Linked DNA regions of Homo sapiens: region 1 is linked to region 2. Evidence: chromatin contacts called from ENCODE Hi-C or POLR2A ChIA-PET data. All regions are on one chromosome and are shown on one strand. Each heading gives the region's core, a stretch centred on a gene start or an enhancer-like site at or near the end of the contact. The rest is flanking DNA. Distances are from core to core; before and after follow the strand shown. Region 1 holds the start of GLIS2 (GLIS family zinc finger 2). Region 2 holds the start of MAPK8IP3 (mitogen-activated protein kinase 8 interacting protein 3).

Region 1 (6,532 bases), core at 1,541-4,040, 2.6 Mb after region 2:
TGAGGTAGGATAGAGCCATTGCAGTCCAACCTGGACAAGAGAAGGAGACCCTGTCTCTAAAAAAATTCAAAGAAAAATAAAAAAAGAAAGACTGGTCTTGCCAAGAACTGGAAGTTTCTTTTTTTTTTTTTTGAGATGGAGTCCTGCTTTGTCACCCAGGCTGGAGTGCAATGGCATGATCTCAGCTCACTGCAACCTATGCCTTCCAGGCTCAAGCGATTCTCCTGCCTAAGCCTCCTGAGTAGTTGGGATTACAAGCACGCACCACCATGCCCGGCTAATTTTTGTATTTTTAGCAGGGATGGGGTTTCACCATGTTGGCCAGGCTGGTTTCAAACTCCTGACCTCAAGTGATCTGCCTGCCTCAGTCTCCCAAAACGTTGGGATTACGGGCGTGAGCCACCACGCCCAGCCAATTTTTAAAAAATATAATAGAGACTAGGTGGGAGGTGGGGGTCTTGCTATGTTGCCCAGGCTGGTCTCCAACTCCTGGCCTCCAGGGATCCTCCCACTTCGGCCTCCCAAAGTGCTGGGCTTACAGGTATGAGCCACCGCGCCCGACCGATAAACATTTTTGCTAACAGATTTAAACTAGCGTCTCCTGTACCTTTTTTCTACACACCTCGACCCCAGGGCTGCAGTTCTGCCTGCCTGAGGTCGGATGCGGTCGGCTGCAGGGCAGGGCTCCGGGCTGAAGCGCAGCGATTCCCGCCGCCGTGAGGGGGCGCTCTGCGGGCCTCGGCCTCGGCCCTTCCGGACGCCCGCACAGGTCGCCGGACCCAGAGAGTCGGCCCTTAATAGCCCCCTCCTGGAAGCGCTAGGTCCCGAAACTGGCCTTCCCCCGGGGCCCATCTCCCGGCTAATGTTTAACCCGGCCACACTCCACATTATCCACACTCAGGAGACCGGGGTGAGGTGAGGGTGGAGGCTGGGGGAGGTCACCTCCAAATCGCCAACTTCCGAGCCTTTGCTCCAGGCAAACGGCCTTCCTACATCCCTTCCAGGTATCAACCTACAGCTCCTGCGCACCTACTATGTGCCCATTTCCACAACAGGTCATGAGCACCTAATATGTGTTCATTAGACCAAAACATGAGCATCCATTACGAGTCCACACCTACTATGTGTGCATTCACCCACAACGTCCTGAGCACCTACTATGTGTGCATTCTCTTAAAATGCAATGAGCATCGATTGTGTGTCCACATAACCCATGAGCACCTGCTATGTGTCCATCTGGGCACCAGCCCATGAGCACCTACTATGTGTGCATTCTCTTAAAATGCAATGAGCATCGATTGTGTGTCCACATAACCCATGAGCACCTGCTATGTGTCCATCTGGGCACCAGCCCAGGAGCACCTACTATGTGCCAAGCCTTGTGCCTGCCATGGATGCCTTGTGATCAAGAGCCACGTGCTTCGGGCTCTGGCGGGGACCGCAGCATCAAATGCACGAATGAAGACGGACTTAAAACCAGCGTCAGATGCCTCACCTCTAGGGGATGCTGATTCTGGGATGCCTTTTTCGTCTCCTAGGCTCCTCAAGGCCAACTGCGCTGGGAAGAGGGGGTGTCCAACAGCAGGAGGGCTGTTTTTTTGAACTACAATTTGCCAGCATACAGCAGAGCAGCAAGAAGATAACAGGGCGGGGGGCACGGGATTAGCCCAAACAAAACACACTCAAGAACGCGAGTCTGTGGTTCAACACGAGGCAGAAAACAGCTGGGCCGGGTGCGGGGCTTCTCCCTCGCGTGTATCCGCTCACTGCACTCGCTGCCCTGGCCGCGGGCGCCGCGCAGGGTGCTGATGTCCAGGAGGGATCTAGACCTCCCGCGGCGCTCGGGCTAGTGGACGCAGGTGGTCCCAAATGCTGGGACCAAGCTAGGAACCAAGCGGAAGCTCGGATTGCTCGGCATCGGGCCTCGTCGTTATTCTACCGTGAGGGAAACTGAGACCGAGGGCACGGCAGGGAGTCGCCCGCCGTCTCACCAGCGTGAGGGGTTGCGCCGGGCCCCGAAAACTGGTTTGCGCCGCCCGGCATCGGGATCCGGGACCTCTGCCCGCCGGGCGCTGCCTGCGCGTTCCTGGAACTGGGCTGGGCGGAGAAATCAGGGCCCGCAGAGAGGCATTCCTGCCGCCTTCCCCGCCGCCCGGGGCCGCAGGGGGGCCTGGCCAAGGTGACCCCGCGGGAGGAGGCGAGGGGTCCCCGCCCGCTCCGCCGCCGCGACCTCCTCCATCTTCCCGGTCTGCGGGGCTTTTCCTCTGGGCCCGCGCGCCCGGCCCCCTCCTCGGGCTTCCCCGAGGGCGGGACGTCTCGGGCTCCCCCGCCCCCCCAGGCCACCTCCCGGCCGTGTCCTAGCGCTGCCCTCGGGCCGGGGGCGGGGCCGCGGGGGGGGGGTGGCGTGAGGATGGGGCCGAGGAGGACGCGCGCGGCTCGGCGCCCCACTTCCCTCCCTCACCCCTCCCTCCCGGTGCCCGCTCCCCGCGGCCGCGCCGCCCTCCCTTCCCCCTCCCTCGGCCCAGCGCCGGCTCCCGCCGCCCCCTCCCCCGACGCGCACGCCCCGCCTGGCAGCTGGCGCCCCGGGCCTGGGGCCGCAGCGGTGAGAGGGGTTTTGCTGGGAGGGAGGGAGCGAGCGAGCGAGGGGAGGGGTGGAGGCCGCCCCCCGCGCCCCTCCTCCTCGCCCTCCTCCGCGGCCGGCGGGCCCTCCTCCCGCCGCCTCCCTCCTCCCTCCTCCCGCCCGCCCGCCCTCCCTCTAAGACATCCCCGCACGGCCCGGCCGCCGCGGCCACCTTCCCTGCCCGAGCTGCAGATGTGGCGGAGCGGCCGGGCGCCGGGCGGCCGTGCCAGGGGAGCCCGCGCCCCGTGAGGCCTCGCGCCCCGGCCCCCGCCCGTCCCGGCCCCTCCCCCGCTCGGCTCCCCGCGCCCCCCGACCGCCGGAGCCCGCAGCCCGGATCCCGACCGCCCCCGCCGCTGAGGTAGGAAGCCCCCCGGGCGTCGCGCCGTGGGGACCGGGCCGGGGCGGGGGGGGGGGGGCCCGCCTGTCGCGCCGGGGCTGCGGGGCCCGAGGGTCTCCTCCCCCGCTCGCGTCCGCGCCCCGGGCCATTGTGAGCCCTCGCCGAGGCCCCCGCGTTCGCTCGCTCGCTGGCTCGCGCGCTCCCTCCCTCGCCGGCTCCCCGGCCGGGTCCCTCGAGCTCTCGGTCTTTCTTCTCCCTCCTTCCTTCCCTCCGTCTGGAGGCCGGGCCGAGCAGCGCCCGGGCCCGGGGCGGGCGCAAACTTCAGCTGGGAAGTTGGGCGGCCGCGGTGGGGGGCGTGCGGCGAGGTGAGAGGGGGGTACCCGGAGCCTGGGCATGAAGTTGTCCGGGGCAGCCGCCCCTCCTCTCGGCCGCGCCGGGGCTGCTGCTAGGAAGGGCTTTGGAAGGTGCCTCCTCCCTTGGCCGGGAGAGTCTCCCTCCTGCTGCCCCTCGCAAGCCCGGGTCCTTCCTTGGACCTCGGGAAGGGGCGTCCCTGGGGGGTCAGGACTGGGAGTTTGGGACAAGTCAGGCACTTGTTACTCCCCTGCGGTCCGGGTGGACGCAGGCGACCGGCCTGGCAGGGAGGAGATGGCAAGGGGTCCATACTCGCCGGAGGGCGGGTCTGGAGCGGGTGGAGGAGGGGGCGAGGCAGGTGCATCCCGAGGGAGGAGAAGCACGCACAGCTTCCCCGCTGGCCCCCTGGGATGGGGCTGGAATCCAGGCTGGCACCTGGAGGCCTTGGCATGCTGCCCTGCCCAGCAGGGTACTCGGGCCACAGCAGGGCAGCGTGCAGCCTGTCTGCCTGTCCAGGAGGGCCCGCCCAGCCTGGCCAGAGGGTGGCCGGGAAGCAATGGTTTCAAGGAGTTGCCCAGCCCTGCCCTGGGGCCTGGGAAGCTGGAAGGGATGCTGGGAGGGGCCCTGGGCCCCCAGCCATCACAGCCCAGGATCTTGGCTCTGGAGGGAACGCTTGACACTGAGGGGGCAGCCAGGCCGGCTGGGGACCTGGCCAAGGCCTGGGCTTGGTCTGGGCCATGGAAAGGGCCTGGGCCATGGTTCTTGGAGGCTGGCACCCTGGGTAGTAGGCCGCCATCCTGCGTGTCCTGGCATCCTGGAGGGAAGGTGGGGCCAGCCTGCGGCTGGGGAGGAAGCCCAGAGACACTGCGCTTCGGAGGGCCTTCCAGCCCCCGGGCTCAGGGGAGGGGAAACTGGCCCCTTGGGTCACCCCTCCCCAAGCCCCATTCTGGTGCCACAGTGCCACAGCTGTCCAGGCCCAGCCCACACACCCATCCCGGGTGACCTCGGACCTCCCCCTCTGCTTCTCCTTCTCCCCAGAGCCCAGGCTGGGCCTCCTAGCTGGCCTGGCCTGCACAGGGGGAGGGGCTGCACCTGGGAGGCCCCTCCCAGGACACCCTTTGCCAAGCTCCAGCCTGGCCCATTTCACTGCCCACCTCCAGCTCAACTTGGCCCTGTCTGCAGCCAGCCAAGCAGGAGACAGTGCCAGGGACTTGGGATGGTGTTTTGGGGGGTGTGCGGACCCCTTGGAAGCAACCCTGTTTTTCTTAGCCTTTCCTCCTCCCCCTCCTTTCCGGAGCTGCCATTAGCGCTGACCCCCTGTGCCTGCCCGCCCTTCCCTGTCTGTGACCTTTGACCTTTGGTGTTAAATCCCTCCAGCTGGGGCTCTTCGGCCCCTGAGTGACCCTGGCCCAGGCCCCCTGGGGAGTTCTCTCCTTGCTCCTGGCTCTCTACACAGGGACACCTGCCAGTCCCTCCCTCACCAATGGGGAGGGGGTGCCCTGGGAAGCCAGACAGTGAGTCACCCCACTTCCAGGCACCGCTGCTTTTGGGGTCAGTGGCTTCTGGGGATTGGCTGGAGCCCAGTCACAGCTTGGAGGGTGACCGGGGAAAGCCCCTGGCCTGGGAGTCTCCTGCCCTGGGTTCAAGTCTTGGCTCCACCACCAACTTCCAGTGGTCCTTGGGTCAGACTCCTCCCCTCTCCCGGCCTTGTCTATGAAACCAAGGGGTCAGACCAGGTGAGCTCCCAGAGTCCATGAGAAGCCTGGGTGGAGGGGGGTCAGGGGGAGGAAAGAGGGTGTAAATCCAGCAAAAGCCAACTCTCAATTATCCGAGGGTGGAGCCCGGATGAATAACTGGATGCCACAGACATCCCAAAACCTCATTGCAAACAATCGTGTGAACCGCGTCCCCCCAAAGCTTTTGTTTCTGAGAAACCCAGCTGCAACTGGGTAGCCACAGCGATTTCTTCCCCCGCCTGAACTCCCCTTGCAGGGAGGACAAGTAGAGGGCTGAGAGTGAACAGGCCGGAGGGAAAACAAAGGTCTCCCAGGGCCCCTTCTTGGGGCCTGGAGGGAGGCCTGGACCCCATTTCCAAGGCCCCCACTCTCCCCTCCACCCTCCTTCCCGGCCTGGCCTTGGCCCCGGGCGGTGGGAGTGTCCTCTCACCACCTAATCCTCTCAGGGTCTGGGCAGCCATATAGGAGGAAGAATGTGTTTTCCCGGCAACAATTTCCCATGTGTATTTCTAGCCACCCGCTCCACTCGCCTGGAATCTGAATTCCCCACTTGGACCAGGGGGTGAGGGCCAGTGCCGGCCAGGGTTTGGGGCAATCTCTGGATGAGGGAGGGTGGCGACAGCTGTGACTGGGGGACCAGATGTGGAGCTCTTGTGGGGCATCTTGGGGGGGCTCCTGGGGAGGCACTTTTGTGGGTCGCCTGGCCTGACCCCCAGCCCCAGAGGCTGCCTCCGAAGGTTCCTGCCTCTAAGGGGAGGCCCAGGGGTCTCTGGCACCTAAGGAGGAAATTGATTCCATGGGAGAGGCCCTGTGCTGGGTGGAATTGGGGCGGGGGTGGCTGCAGAGAAAAGTGTCCCCTGAATCCCTTCCTCTCCTCATGGCTATAATTGTTACTTTATTTCACAGCAGGTGACTGAGACCACAGGGGAACCCCGGAAGGTCCTGGGTGGTCTTCCCCTCACCCAGATAAATGCCCTTCTCAGGGGTAGGGGGCATCCCCAGCTTGGCGGGGCTGTGTATTGAGCAGTAAGAGACCCTCTCCCTGCTGGCTAGGGGATCTGTGGGACCAGCTGAAAGATGCTCTCCACCCTCTGCCTAAGTTGCCTCCCTTCCCAGGGGCTATGAAAGGGTCCACAGAGATGGGTTGAGGCCCTGATGTGTATCTGGGGGTTCACGTCTCTGGGAACTTGCGCCCTGCCCCAGCCTGCTGCCAGCCCTGGGTGTGGGGACCACAGCCCTAGCGAGTCTCCCGGGCCACATCTGCCTCTCAGTGGTTTCTGAGGTGGCCGCCTCCGCCCCACCCTGGTGAATTCTAAGTCAGGCGTGGCTGGGGGCGGGGACTCCGCGCTTCCAACAAGCACCTCTAGTACTCTGCTGGGGGGCCAGCGTGGGGGCACTGCTTTGATCCCAGGGACTGGAGAGGGATCATGGTGATGATGGTGGCAGGGTCTGCAGGGCACAGCCTGGAGGAGACCCAGGTTTCTCTCC
Region 2 (6,680 bases), core at 1,761-4,260:
GGTCTCAAGCTTCTGGATTCAAGCGATCCTCCCTCCTTGGCCTCCCAAAGTGCTGGGATTACTGGTGTAAGCCACTATGCCCAGCTGTAAGCAGTTCTAATTCAGCACCAACTTTCAGGAGAAGACCAGTTGTATGATTCCATAAGTGTCAAGAATTATCCAGCACCTTGTTAAAATTTCATTTTAACCAACTTAAAGTAACAAATCTGTGCAATCATGGTAGTGATAATTAATCAATTGAGTTGATGGCCAAGTCTGTTGGCCTCTCCCTGTGGTAGCATTGTTCCTACTGTAGTGTGCTACCTCAGGAATTCAAAGGGCTCAAGTTTCTCAAAGGTATAAAGCAGAAGCTTTAAACATCCCCCAAAATGCAAGCTTGCTCTAACTTGTTCACCAGGAAGAATTATAGATTACATCTGTTTGCCCAGCCTTATCATTTTCACTTTATGGAACCTCACAACTCTCCGTAACCTTTATCGCACGTTATTTGCTGGAGATGGCGCCATGCTCCTTTCATGGATTAGCTGACATTCCTAATAGGCTGGATATTTTAGGCTGTTTTGCAGGCTTAGAAACAGAGATTTGGGGCCAGGCACGGTGGCTCATGCCTGTAATCCCAACACTGGGAGGCTGAGGTGGGTGGATCACCTGAGGTCAGGAGTTTGAGACCGGCCTGACCAGTATGGTGAAACCCCCATCTCTACTAAAAATTACAAAAATTAGCCAGGCGTGGTAGCACATGCCTGTAGTCCCAGCTACTCGGGAGGCTGAGGCAGGAGAATGGCTTGAACACGGGGGGCGGAAGTAACAGTGAGCTGAGATGGTGCCACTGCACTCCAGCCTGGGCCACAGACTGAGACTCCATCTCAGGAAAAAAAAAAAAAGAAAAGAAAAGAAATGGAGATTTGGCAAAATTAAGTCACTTGGGATCCCAGGAAATTGGAATCTGAGGCTGAATGAAACCTCTTAGTGGGATGGTTGAACATGTATACGGCAAATTATGTTGCAAGTGGAAAATGTGAAAAACACAATAGAGCCTGGCATGGTGGCTCACACCTGTCATCTAAGCACTTTGGGAGGCCAAGGGGGAGGATCGCTTGAGGCCAGGAGTTCAAGACCAGCCAGAGTAACAGTGAGACCTCTGTCTCTACAAAAATGTTTTTAAAATTGGCCAAGCAGTGGTGGCTTACACCTGTAGACCCAACTACTTAGGAGGCTGAGGTGGGATCACTTGAGCCTAAGAGTTCAAGTGAGCCCTGATCATGCCAGTGCCTCCAGCCTGAGCAACAGGGTGAGACCCTGCCTCTAAAAACTGAACAACAAAAAAAATCAGTAGGGTGTCAGCTACGGGAGTTACTGTTTCGGTGCAATCAGATTAGGATGAGAGGATCTGAACTGATGAGCATTGCAGTAGGTGAAAGACGGTAAGTGGCCATTTCTATTAGCATTAAATAGTCACTGATGTGGTTTCATCAGGATTCACAATACATGTGTGGCTCCCAAATTGAGTTTCAAAGTCTTGGGTTCATGGTGTCCCCTGCCCAGCAAAATAAAGTGCAAATCTTACGGAGCAACACATTTTAAGTTCAGGCCTCAAGTACTTCCAGAGACAAAAGTCCTGGGGACACTGGCTCAGAATGGGGGAAAGGGGACCCTGGGCCAAGAGTCAACCAGGATGACATGCAGAATCAGACCTGCAAGGGCTGCAGATACTGTAGTTATGAGGCACACCCAACGCTTAAAGATAAATATGTGGTTGGAAGTATAAGAGCCTATTAAAACTGCTAGAATATAAGAAATCAAATAGGACAAAAACAGAATCATTGGCAGGGTGCAGTGGCTCACGCCTGTAATCCCAGCACTTTGGGACGCCGAGGGAGGCGGGTGGATCACTTGAGGTCAGCAGTTCAAGACCAGCCTGGCCAACATGGTGAAACCCCGTCTCTACTAAAAATACAAAAAAATGAGCCGGGCGTTAATAGCGCGTGTCTGTAGTCCCAGCTACTCAGGAGGCTGAGGCAGGAGAATCGCTTGGACCCAGGAGGCGAAGGTTGCAGTGAGCCGAGATCGCGCCATCACACTCCAGCCTGGGCGACAAGAGCGAAACACCGTCTCAAAAAAAAAAAAATCGGTGCAATTAATAACCCAGTGGATGGGTTAAACAGATTGCACGTAGCTGAAAAGTAACCGAAAATCTGGACTGGCGCGGTGGCTCACGCCTGTCATCCCAGCACTCTGGGAGGTCGAGGCGGGCGGATCACTTGAGATCAGAAATTTGAGACCAGCCTGGCCAACATGGCGAAACCCCGTCTCTACTAAAAATACAAAATTAGCTGGTCTGTAATCCCAGCTACTCCGGAGGCTGAGGGAGAAGAATCACTTGAACCCAGAAGGCGGAGCTTGCAGTGAGCCAGGATCGCGCCACCGCACTCCAGCCTGGGCGACAGAGCAAGACTCCATCTCAAAAAAAAAAAAAAAAAAGAAAATCTGAAGCAGTCAGTGCAGTAGGGAGAAGTGGGCGAAAGGAAGGAGGCCACGCTGCTGGGTTTCAGGATGAGATGGGCGTTGAGGGTGCATTCACAGAATCCCGGGAGGAGCCAGCTGAGCGGGGAAGGCATCAGGAGAGGGGAGGCACTGAGCGGGGCGCGGTGCTGTAGGGAACGGAGGCTCATCAGGGCGGCCGGGATTGAGGCGCAGGCGCTGAGCCTTCACCTAAGTCCGCCGAAGTGTGCAGAGCCTGGAGACGGGATCGAGGTCACCGGAAGCCCACGGTTGCGGGGACATGATCAAGCTACAGCGCGCTGGGGGAAGCGACCACTGCCGCCCCGCGGATCCCACCGGCCTGGCCGGGAGCTCCCTCTGCCCGGCTCACCCGCGCTTCCGGCCCGAAGCCCGGCTTCCTCTGACGTCACGGCCCCTGCGCCCCCTGGCGGCGCGGCTGCGGCGGGACGCGCGGGCACCGCCCCCTCCGGCTGGAGGGCGGGACTTCCGGTGAGTGAGTGACGGGCGCAGCCTCGGCAGCGGCGGCGGCGGAGCCCTGAGGCGACAGCAGCTGCGGGAGGCGACGGGCTGCGGCCTGCGGAACCTGAGGCAGCTGGGGAGGGCCGGGCGCGCCGGCCGGATAGCGAGCCGCGCTGGCGGCGGCGGTGGCCGCGATGATGGAGATCCAGATGGACGAGGGCGGCGGCGTGGTGGTGTACCAGGACGACTACTGCTCCGGCTCGGTGATGTCGGAGCGGGTGTCGGGCCTGGCGGGCTCCATCTACCGCGAGTTCGAGCGCCTCATCCACTGCTACGACGAGGAGGTGGTCAAGGAGCTCATGCCGCTGGTGGTGAACGTGCTGGAGAACCTAGACTCGGTGCTCAGCGAGAACCAGGAGCACGAGGTGGAGCTGGAGCTGCTGCGCGAGGACAACGAGCAGCTGCTCACCCAGTACGAGCGTGAGAAGGCGCTGCGCAGGCAGGCGGAGGAGGTGCGTGGGCCGCGGGACCCGCCCGCATCCCCGTCCCGGACCCCCAGCCAGCCCCGGGCCCCGGACCCAACACCCGTCCCGACCCCAGACCCCGCTCCGGCACCCCGGACCGCGGGACCCCTGGACCCCCAGACCCCGCCCCGAGACCCGCCTGGACCCCATATCCCCCGCCCCGGGACTTCCCCACCCCCTCTGCCCGCCGTGAGACACCTCCCTAGAGCACTCCCCCGCCTGCCCCGGGACCCCACCCCGACTCCCGGGGACCCCCTTTTCCGCCCAGGCCTGGGCCCTGGCCCCCTCCTCCGTGCCCCCAGCCCTGAATCTTCAGCCCCAAACCCGATGTGCCTGGCGTCATCCCCGGGGAGCTCAGCTTCAAAGCCAGGCCTCACTCTCCCCTCCCCACCCACCTCTGCATGACAATTGCCTTTGCTTTCGTGCGTGTGTTCAGTCAAAACCGTTTCCCGACCCCAAGTGCTACCTCTGTTGGCTGCCATTCTAAACCCATCTAGAAAAGGAATCTTTTGGTGTTCTTAGGGGGCTGCAGCCGTCTGTGGATGATGTTGGAGACCTTTCCCTTGTCCCTAATCCCGTATTTTGAAGGTCTGTGACACGGGTGAATTGGGTGGTTGATGTAAACACAGAACAAGGCCGCAGGCGGGCTGCTCCTCTGTCAGCAGAAGGAACACTCGAGTTTCTGGAGGTGATGTCTTTGCCCCCTTGGTTCCTTGCTTGGCGAGATTGTTAGCTGATGTAGCCAGGGCTGAGAAACTCCACTCTGGCTTCTGAGGAGTTAACAGTCTGAGTTTGAAGCGTTTAATTCTGTGCTAGGATGTCTCCATAACCTGGAAATCGCTTGTCTGTGAAGCAGTTACAAGAGCCGGGCCCTGTGGGGAGCACCACTTAGCTTCATTCATTCACCGTCAGATACTGAGCTCGGCCTGCCTGTGTGTGGGCCCAGAACCTCGCCCTTTGTCAGAAACAGGTTCAGGGAGGCTGGTTCCCATCCCTGCTTTGCCTCTGTGACCTTGGCCTGTCGCCTGCCTGGGGTTCGATTTTCCATCAAAGGAGTGAATTGCACTAGGCGATCTCCAAGCCCAGAAATTCTCTCATTCTAGGAGTTAGGTAATGCTGTTTGACTTATGAATAGAAGTGTCTTAGGAAATGAGCTTCAATTCCTTTTCAATTAATTCGGCTTAACACATTCTTGACTTTAATAGGAAAATAAAAGATTGTGTCAGTATTTTGGCTTTTTCTGAAACCAAGGTGATTTATGGCCTAGTTTGGTTTAAAGCGTGTTTATAAAAATCATAACAGTATGTTGTATCATTCCTCCTTTCCTGTGGTTTCTATTGCGTTTGGGCTTCGTGTCTGTCGCGAGGTGGTTATGCATTGATTGGAATGCCCCGGTTCCAGCAAAGCTGAGTTAAAGCTCTCAACCTAAGGGAACGCAAAGGTTCATGGATTTTGGAGCTCAGGGTGACTATAGGCATTTTACTGGGAAGGAAACTTGTCCTGAGAAGTGGAGGGGCTGAACCAAGGTCACCCACCCCAGAAGTGCCCAGCCAGGATGCAGAGTGAACCCGACACCGGCCTGGGCACTTGCTTCCATGTCAGGCAGCTGCAGGCACCGGAGGGCTGCTCCCCAGAAGCCTGGAGTGCCAGGGCTGCCCTCGCTCAGCTGTGGAGCTGTGGCTGCCCCCTGTGCTGGGCACCGCCCTCCACTGCTCTCCCACACTCAGTGGCCTGACCTGGATTTCAGGTGGGTTTCTTTTTTTCACCTTGTACCTGTGTGGTCAGTATAGTGGACGAGAAGGAACTGAAAGGAGAAAATCAAGATGGACAACGTTAAGGCTAGGAATTATAACCTTGCCGCTTAAAAATGAGCTGTGCACAGGATAGGCGCTGCCCAGCTCTGTGCGGTTCACATGCAAGCTGCTGTGAGTGCATCTGCCCTCCCCCAGGGCTCCTGCTGAACCAAGCTGGCGGGTGTGCGTGTGGTTTGCAAAGCTATCACCTTTAGTCTGAGACCCACCATTGCCCCAGCGCTTTAGAGAAGCTGCACCGAGAGCTTCGGGAGCCGAGCCCCGAAGCCAGCCAATGCTTGGCCAGCATGGAGGCTATGATTAAACGCTAACGGGGCGCCCTTGGAAAGACCTCAGGGCTTTACAACTAAGGAAGAGGGCTCGATGCTGTCAACATTTGGCATGCCTACTCCTCTACTGAATCAAGCAGACCTTCATTTCCAACTTTGTAGACCATTGTGCCCTGTGGGTCGGCGTCTTTTCTAGGCAGGGACTTGTGATCACATAGACGTGTGTCTGATAAGAGGGGAGCGGGACGTCACACGCTGCAGGCGTGTCTTGTTGCAGAGGAGCTCCTGGGTGAGCTGTCAGCAGAAGCTCCGTCCCCAGCCACTCTGCTCAAGAAGGCTTAGTCAGAGATGGGTAACCTGAGCCACTGCAGCTTCTGAGCAGACAGAATCCGCAGGGTTTTATAAAAACCTGAGCAGAGCAGACATCCCTGTTCCCATCTTCTTGCCGGTCATTACCACAGTGACTCCCAATGTGCTCTGATAACAGGCAGCTGAGTGTATGAGAGTGACAGGAGCTAGAGAGGGTGGGGTCTCCCGAGAGACTGACCCAAGCCGTGGAGTCTGCAGACCCCAGCCTGAGTGTCAGCCCGGCCCTCAGGAGCCACACACCCTGGGTCCATCCTCTTCCCCTCGCTGGGCTGCAGTGGCCGCGGACTTTGCAAGTCAGTTTCATCTCAAGATCCAAGCACCATCACTGGCTGTTGGTTGCCTGGAGAATTGTGGGCAGGCAGATGTAGCAGAGTCAGGGCAGAACCCTTGACGGGTTCTCAGGGCCGCCGTGGACGGCAGGCACCGGACATTGCTAGCCGCCTACCAGACAGTGCAGTTTCTGGTTGTGCAGGCTCTGATACAAAGTTTTTTAAAACCCTCAAGTTATTTCCCAGTGGAAAAGAAGAAGGTGGGAAACAGCAGCTGAACGGGGTGGGGGCTGGCAAGGAGCAGATGCTGCCTCCACACGCACCGTCCGGTGCAGCTCCAGAGGAGGGCCGGGCAGAGCCACCACGTTTGCCGGGCTTACCCGGGCAGCAAAGAGCCCTTCTCCCATAGTGATCAACTGCTTAGCTTACAAGAGGAAAAATAAGGTGTGAGAGATGACATGTGAATATTAGTGGTCA

Evidence for each region. A loop is a pair of places that touch in the nucleus more often than their neighbours do. ChIA-PET counts read pairs that join two places held with the same protein, here RNA polymerase II (POLR2A). Pooled maps may share reads with other maps.
Region 1: a map of transverse colon shows a loop between it and region 2 (10-fold over the local background). The contact joins the promoter of GLIS2 here to the promoter of MAPK8IP3 in region 2. A Hi-C loop is called at or near these places in 1 of 168 maps with a recorded cell type or tissue (transverse colon) and 1 of 50 pooled maps. POLR2A ChIA-PET finds 5 or more read pairs at or near these places in 1 of 52 experiments (activated CD4-positive, alpha-beta T cell).

Annotation. Positions count from the first base shown.
Region 1 is chr16:4,313,277-4,319,808 of GRCh38, forward strand. GLIS2 (GLIS family zinc finger 2) reads left to right here and starts at 2,791. Exons shown (of 7, transcript NM_032575.3): 1 at 2,791-2,978. RefSeq lists enhancers at 906-1,418, 1,419-1,931, 4,053-4,703, 4,704-5,353 and a silencer at 1,332-1,626.
Region 2 is chr16:1,703,185-1,709,864 of GRCh38, forward strand. It overlaps MAPK8IP3 (mitogen-activated protein kinase 8 interacting protein 3), which reads left to right and starts at 3,011. Exons shown (of 32, transcript NM_001318852.2): 1 at 3,011-3,473. The coding sequence starts at 3,156. RefSeq lists silencers at 1,564-1,858, 2,765-3,104, 3,375-3,484, 3,505-3,554 and an enhancer at 2,342-3,206.